3 separate regions of the Mus musculus genome follow, and regions 2 and 3 are each linked to region 1. Evidence: chromatin loops called from intact Hi-C (ENCODE). Cell type or tissue: heart. All regions are shown on one strand.

The links. Peaks named below come from ENCODE experiments on the same cell type or tissue, not always from the same donor. Only the 100,000 strongest peaks of a DNase experiment are listed, where the experiment ranks them.
Region 2: a loop joins it to region 1, with 2.7 times the contacts of the local background. A loop is called at or near these places in 1 of 42 quality-filtered maps.
Region 3: a loop joins it to region 1, with 2.4 times the contacts of the local background. A loop is called at or near these places in 1 of 42 quality-filtered maps.

What each region holds. Positions count from the first base shown.
Region 1 is chr2:167,063,055-167,065,554 of GRCm38, reverse strand. It overlaps Zfas1 (zinc finger, NFX1-type containing 1, antisense RNA 1), which reads right to left. Exons shown (of 5, transcript NR_138563.1): 1 at 2,258-2,500; 2 at 1,828-1,919; 3 at 338-396; 4 at 75-121. Gm23201 (a small nucleolar RNA gene) reads right to left here and starts at 557; the gene lies at 469-557. It overlaps Snord12 (small nucleolar RNA, C/D box 12), which reads right to left and starts at 262; the gene lies at 197-262. It overlaps LOC115486178 (a small nucleolar RNA gene), which reads right to left and starts at 2,082; the gene lies at 1,990-2,082. In heart, CTCF peaks have their summits at 968 (motif pointing right), 1,171 (motif pointing right) and 2,410; DNase peaks (open chromatin) are centred at 297 and 2,434; H3K4me3 peaks cover 2,500 bases; H3K27ac peaks cover 2,336 bases.
Region 2 is chr2:167,343,785-167,346,284 of GRCm38, reverse strand. All of the region lies in intron 1 of B4galt5 (UDP-Gal:betaGlcNAc beta 1,4-galactosyltransferase, polypeptide 5), which reads left to right. Among named protein-coding and RNA genes, the nearest start is that of B4galt5, 4.1 kb to the left of the region's middle. In heart, a CTCF peak has its summit at 1,256 (motif pointing left); no DNase peak of the experiment used is centred here; H3K4me3 peaks cover 348 bases; H3K27ac peaks cover 1,785 bases.
Region 3 is chr2:166,995,087-166,997,586 of GRCm38, reverse strand. Stau1 (staufen double-stranded RNA binding protein 1) reads left to right here and starts at 1,288. Exons shown (of 12, transcript NM_001109906.2): 1 at 1,288-1,553. In heart, no CTCF peak of the experiment used is centred here; DNase peaks (open chromatin) are centred at 1,216 and 2,206; H3K4me3 peaks cover 1,964 bases; H3K27ac peaks cover 1,937 bases.

The DNA.
Region 1 (2,500 bases):
AATCAAACACCCGTTACTCTCCACACTTGTTATAACATCCCTAGAAACAGGTTAAAACAGTAAAAGAACCTCACCTGAAATCAAGATCAGACCAACACCTGCATCCTCGGCTCTCTCGGGCCTGTAGAAAATAAATCGAAGCCATTATCAAGTGAAATAGATTAAAGCCAACAATGAATTATTCCTGGGGCTGATGCATCAGACAAAACTGGCAATTAGTATTTGAGATCAACAGGGTCGATCTGACGGGGAAAGAAATGATATCATCAGTTCACCAGCCAAGTTTATGTCAGAAACAAAGTATACACTGGAAGAGGGACACGTGGAAACCACTCACCAATGCTCGCCTCAGGAGTTCACGCTCCATTCAAAGCCCGGTTTTGTCTGTCAGCAAACCTGAGATAAAATGCAGAAATAACCTGTCAACTACCTGAGCGCCAAGGGCACAGCAGCAGTGGGTACTGTCAGGCAGGCATGTCAGACATACTGGCTTAAAAGAATGTGATCAACATGGTCGATCTGATGGGGAAAAAAGTTGTGTCATCACACATGCCTGTCTGTGGGAGGCTGCTGAGCCTGATCCCAAGGGCTAGGTAGACAGCTACTTAGGACTACATCTCCTTTACAGGAGACAGCTGTAATACCAGTGTCTCCAATTATTAGCTAAAGGAATGGGACTTGCTGAGATAATCACAATCGCCTTGGAAAGTTTCAACATTATGTACCAGGAGGCCTCACGTATGACCTGAGGCGCCCATGACTCCAGCACCAAACCCTAAATGCAACTGTCTCACATATACAACTCTGACTGGCACTGTCCACTTGCAAATGATATGACAATTGTTCAGACATAGCACCCTTCAGTCTCTAGGCTTGCCTCAATTTAAGTCAACTTGCCTGGGCCTACTTTTTTTTTTTTTTTTTAAAGATTTATTTATTTATTATTATATGTAAGTACACTGTAGCTGTCCTCAGACACTCCAGAAGAGGGAGTCAGATCTCGTTAAGGATGGTTGTGAGCCACCATGTGGTTGCTGGGATTTGAACTCTGGACCTTCGGAAGAGCAGTCGGGTGCTCTTACCCACTGAGCCATCTCTCCAGCCCGGGCCTACTTTTTTTAAGAGTAAGATTTATTCATATATTTTATGCACGAGTACACCACCATTGTTCTCTTCAGAGACACCATAAGAGGGCACCAGACCCCATTATAGATGGTTGTGAGCCACCATGTGGTTGCTAGAAATTTAACTCAGGACCCCTCGAAAGAGCCATCAGTGCTCTTAACTGCTAAGCCATTTCTCGGGCCTACTTGATTTAGGGCATATTCACATTTTTATCTGAGTGGGTCAGGGTGGATATCAGAATACAGTAATGGAGGATAGCCATTGTCACATCTTGAAAAGCACTAGCCTGCAAATACTTTAGCAGACATGTTTCATTGCCTTTCTAAATACCACGCATATACAAAAGAAATCTCAACCCGGCTCAGACACTGCACCCACAAACTGCTGAATGCTCCCATATCAACAGCCAAGAAAATGTGTTACAGACTAATCTCAATGGGACCATTTTCTTAATCAGTCCTTTTCTCAGGCAGTTCTACCAGGACACTTTAAATAACAACAGGGCTCTGCATCTCCTGTGTCAGTATGTACAGATACACAATTAAAAGACTTTAGTATACTTTGATAATAAGGCTCAATCCTCGGGGCTTTTAAAACAACGAACCTCAGCAGTAACTCTTGCATCAAATTCCCTATCACTGCCCACTTAAAGGCTCTTCAAAGCACGTGATTGCCACTTTAGGCCACTAGACGAATGCATACCTTAAGACTTTCAGATGGTAGGTGAGTTCTCATCTCCCTCGATGCCCTTCTCTCCCTCCAACCTCCATGCTGTCCTGCTTGGTCAGGTCAACCTACAAAACAAAAGCGTCCATCACCACCTATATCCTCGACCAGGAACAAAGAAGACCAGGGTCCTCGAAGGCTGGTGTTTATCAGGACAAACTGGCAAATGTTTTAAAACATCAGCACTGTCGATATGACGGGGAAAAAAGTGAGTTCATCATTTACACCAGCAAAAAGCTTCCCAGGCCAAAGCAGAAGGCGTCTTTTCCACTTGAATCACGTCTTCGAAGGTCAACCTGGGGATCGCGCTCCATAAGCAACACTTGGAGACTAGGAGCGGTTACAGCGACTAAACTTGATAAGAGGTTAACAAAAAAAAAACTTGTGCTGTGTGGACTCAACTCACCATCTGCAAGTTAACCCCGGAGGGACGAGACATATCGGGAACAAAGCAAACGCTCTAGGAGCCGCCGGAACGAAAGGACGAGAGCGGCGGCGAACCTTCCTTATATAGACCTTGGCGGCGCGTGCGCCTGCGCACTGTGCCCATGGCGCGTCGCTTCCGGGCGCGACCGCTTGGCGTCCTGGGAAATGTAGTCCCCGAGCCGCCCGGCCCCAGCTAGCTAATGGTTGTCCAGCCAGTGTCTAG
Region 2 (2,500 bases), 280 kb before region 1:
CTGTAACTTTGATTCCAGGAGACCCATTGCCCTCCTCTGGCCTCTGCACTAGGTATGCACTTGCATGGTGCACAGACAAGCATGCATGCAAAACACCCATACACATTAAATTTTTAATTAAATTTTTTTTTTGAGACAGGTTCTCTATGTAGGACAGGCTAGTCCCAGAACTAGTAGCAACAAAAAATAATTTCATGGTTGGGGTCACCACAGCATGAAGAACTGTATTAAAAGGTCGCAGCATTGGGAAGATTGAGAACCACTGTGCTAGAGGAATGCAAGCCCTCTTCTGGTAGTGTCAGGTACCTCCACATGTGTGGCACACGCATACACCCAGACAGACATCTGCTCACAAATTTCAGCATTAAGTTATCATCTAGCATGAGTGAGGTCCTGGCTGCAATTCCTGTTGGGGGCGGAGGTGAGGGTTGAAAAAGAAGGGGAAGGGGAGAAGTCTTGCTGAGCTACCTTTCCTTGAAGTCCTTCCTTCTCCACAGCCTGAGGAATGTTTGTTTCTTATCACTGACCTGCCGGCATTGGCATGCCCTCTTCCTTTCTAGAGAAAACTTTGATCTTATTTATGACCCTCTGACTAGAGGAATTTCAGACCTCAGAGCGCTTCCAGCCTGACCAGGTCTCTTAAAGGAGAATAGACCAATAGTAGACGCAGGTGCTGGTGGGAAAACATCCTAATAATTTTATGGCCCTTCATTTGACAAGCTATGTAGAGAGCGGCTGCAGACCTCTGCTGATCTTACAACAGGATCTCTGAGAGTGGTGCTGCCTGTGGTTAAGGCTAACAGTGAGCTCTCTACTGAAAGTTTACTATTTGGAGTTCTGCTGTTGCCCTTTCGGCCGGGTTTTTTTCTCTGCTTCTTTCACTGCTGAAGAAAGGAAGTGGGGATGGTTTTCCCGGTTTGGTGCACTTAGTCCCAAGGAAGGGCTGATTTGTGGCGAGTGAAAGACAAGAAAGAGCCTGTTGTTCAGATCCCTCCTGATTTGACCAGATAACTTTGAGGAAGTCATTTGGTTTCCCTTATTTGTGTGTGTGTGTGTGTGTGTGTGTGTGTGTGTGTGTGTATGGAAATGTAATTTGAAAGGGGGTGGGGAGGAAAGGTGTCAAGGGCTGGAGAGATGGTTCAGTGGTTAAGAGCCCTGGCTTCTCTTCCAGAGGTCCTGAGTTCAATTCCCAACAACCACATGGTGGCTCACAGCCATCTGTAATGGGATCCTATGCCCCCTTCTGGCATGCAAGTGTACATGCAGACAGAGCACTCATACATAGAATCAACAAATCTTTAAAAACAACTGTGAAATCAAGGCAGGATTTCACTCACTCTGTAGCCTAAACAGGCTTTGAACTTTGAATTGTTCTGCCAGTGCCCTTTGAGTCTATGGGCGAGTCCTGTGTGTTAAAAGACAATTATATCTCAATCAAGATAATGAATGATTTAGTATATGGAGTGCTAGTAGTTTGTTAATATTCTAAAGAAGTACTGGACTGAAGATTATAGAGAAAGTACACTTGCTACATAACCAAATAGATGTTTTTCTGATAAATACTGGACTGTTCAGATTCCCTTACATACGTCACGGCAGGAAAACCCTTTGTTGTTTCTGCCTTAAAAATGCCTTCTGAATGTCTCCATGTCCTTACTATATGAATTTTCTGGAGGAAATACAGATTGGGGAATCTGATTGCTTTGGGAAATGAAAAACCTCCTGCTAAGACACTTTCTTTCCCCTTCAGTGTTCTTTTCTGTCTCAGGTTCACAAATGTTGTTCTGTTGAGACATGGTCTCATGTAGCCCAGGCTAGCCTCAAACTCTCCGTGTGGTCAAGCATGAACTGAACAGAATTCTGGTCTTTCTTCCTTCACCTCTCAAGTTCTAGACATGTCTTTGAATAGTGCCCTCCCTCCCTTCCTCTGAGGAACGTGTATAGAGGGCAGGCTGACTTGCAGAAAGAAAAGTACCGCTGCTGTCAGGGCTCCGACTAGGTTTTCTGTCCTCTGGAGAGTTCTTGCTGTCAAGGAGAGGCCTGAGGTTTGGGGTTGAGCTGGTCTTTGGCCGTGAGAACAGGTGCTCCTCCTCCCAGACTTTAAGGTCCATAGAGCTGAGATCATGACAGCCAGGAAGGAGAGCCCCTTTGCCATGTCTTCTAGAGTTCTTTGAGAGAGTGACAACCCAAAGCCACAATCGCCAAGACACTATGGACTCACCAAGACACCACCAACTCACTAGGACACTGCTGACTCGCCTGGTCCCTTTGCTTGGGTTTTTGTGACCGTAACGGGAGGGCTGCTGTGGTCTGTCGGGGAAAATCAGGAGTTCCCTGAAGCTGGGTAGATAAGGGCTAATCAGAAGCCAGCAGGGTGGGTGTGAGCAGAGAGGAGGCCTCCAGTCATCCCATCCAGAGCTACCCGGGAAGTCAGAGTCATTGTCCAGGTCCCAGGACCCACCTCTGACTTTACTTAGTATTTTGTAGACCACCGAGACAA
Region 3 (2,500 bases), 68 kb after region 1:
AACTAAGAAGACTTAATTCAGATAAAGGCGCCCCCCAGTGTCTCTGCAAGTCAGAGGAGGGTCTTTTTAGCTACAGCAGACGTCATCATGAATTCATGCAAAGTCAGCCACAGTGCCTTGGCAAGGAGACTGGGCTGTTAGGCATGCTATTTTTATTTATTTATTTGTTTGTTTGTTTGTGTTTCCAGACACCACCAACTGGCTAGGTTTTTTTTTTTTTCCCCTTTTGGGGTAGGGATGGAACCCGGAGTCTTGGGTATCTAGCTATGATGTTTACCTAGGTGCATCAACCACAGGCACCACTTAAAATAAGCCCAGAGGGGGGCTACAGAGATGGCTCAGCGGTTAAGAGCACTGACTGCTCTTCTAAAGGTCCTGAGTTCAATTCCCAGCAACCACATGGTGGCTCACAACCATCCATAATGAGATCTGATGCCCTCTTCACAATGTACTTACAAATAATAATAAATAAATCTTAAAAAAAAAAAAAGCCCAGAGGATGCCAGCGACTCAGCTCCCACAACCTCCGGTAAGGACCCCATCTAATTCTAAAGACCTGTCTCCCCCGCTACATAAAAGGGTTGCTACATAAAAGGGTTGCTATAGGGCTGGAGAGATAGGTGGCTAACAGTTAAGAACACTTGAAGAGGATCTACCTCACAACTGCCTGAAACTCCTACACCAGGCAGGCAACGCCAGCACTGGACTCCGTGGATGCCTGAACTCAAAACACCAAGGCAAGAAAACCCAAGCTATAAGACTAGTGAAGATGGAGCTGAGCGGTAGAAGTTTGCTTCAATCCCCAGGACTACACTAAACAAGCCCACACCAGCCTCTTGTCCACAGAACCACACTCAGTTTAGAGCTGCGGGAAAGGAACCAGACAGCACTTGTGCTTGTCTGTTTTCGGCTCAGACTTCATTTACTCTGACTTCCCCAGTAAACTCCATAAGGGCAGGGACTTGTGCATTCTCACTGTATTCTCAGCTTTCGGTCTTGCACGCAGCAGCAGGTTAACAAAAGTTAGCGTAGGGAAAAAGGGGTGACTGTAGGAAGGGAACAGAAAGCCTAGAAAAGAAAGGAAGCGAGGCCTGTATTCCCTGCCGAGACCGAGCTCCTGGGAAACTACAACTCCCAACATGCCTCGGACCCAGCGCAGCCGTGCCCGGCCCTTGTGGGCCTTGCGTGCCTAGAGAGCGCATGCGGGACGCGGCGCCCGCTGGGACTTGTGGTTCCTGCCGCGGTGTGTAGGGGGTGGGGCCGGCATGGAGGCGGGCGGGGGCCGGGGGCGGGCGCGGCCCCTCCCCCGTCACTTCCTGCCAGGCTGCGGGCCCCGAGCCGCTCTTCAGCGTTTGCGCTGGCTGTCGTCGCGTCTGTGTGCGCTCCCCCTTCTTCTGAGCCCCGGCCTGGCGGCGCCCGCCTTCGCCTCCGCCACTCCGCCTCTTCCCTCCTCTGGTCGGTCCCTTTTTCCTCGCCGTCTTCACTTGCTTCTTCACCTCCTCGCCGCCGCCCAAGACCGCCGGCCCCGGGACGAGCTCTGGGGAAGCAGCCAGGTAAGGCGGCCGGTCCGGGCCGGGTCGGAGCGGGTCGCGGAAGGACCCACGCAGGCACGGCGTCAGCGGGAGGTGGGCGGCGGGTGGGCTAGGCCTTGCGGGCGCGCGAGCCGCGGCCCAGGCCCGTCTCCGCCTGCGGGGCCTTCCCGGAGGAGGCGGGCCCTCCGCGCCGCTCGTGGGCCCTGTGCCGGAGTTAACGCGGGGGGCGCGGGCGGGCAGGGGCAGCGTCGGTCCGGAGGCCCCCCGGGTTTCGGTGCTATGCACAGTGTCGCGGCCAGTGCCGAGCCGCGGGATGAGGTGCCAATTCCCGGCTCGGCCCCCTTCGTCAGTCACTTCGTATTCTTTGTGTCTCTGTTATGAGGGGGAGAAGGAGGGGGAATAGTATTAATCCTGTCCCAACCCGGTCCCTGCCTCTTCAGGCTGTGAAGTTGTGCAGTGAAATGGGGCGTGTAAAGTGCTTATCAGTGTGCCAGACCCACGTCGTGTCCCAATAAGCCGTTTGCATAATTTATTAAGATGATATGAAGGTATAATTTAGGGTGCAGACGGAACATAAGTTGACCTTCCTTTCCACTAGGGTTTTCTCCGAGGCAGAAGAATCCCGCGTGCCCACTGGCAGTGCCTGAGCATTGTGCTCGCTTGGCACCAGAGAGGGGCGGGCGCTTAATGGGGACACTGTAGCAGACAGGGTATGGATGTAAAGCCATCATCATGTCTGTGAAACCAGCTGTAGGGACTTCACCGGCTCCCCTAGGCTCCGCACCCTGTCCCATGTCTCCCTGCCACCATCCAGAACCTTATTGCCATTCCTTTTTATGAGAAAGTTGCTGGCATAAGCTTCTCTTGGGTTTAGCAGACCTTTTTGGAGCCTTCTTGTGTGTCAGGCTCTGGAGGTGGAGTATGCAAAGATTCGAAAACCGTGGTTTCCTGGTTCGCATCTGTAGCTC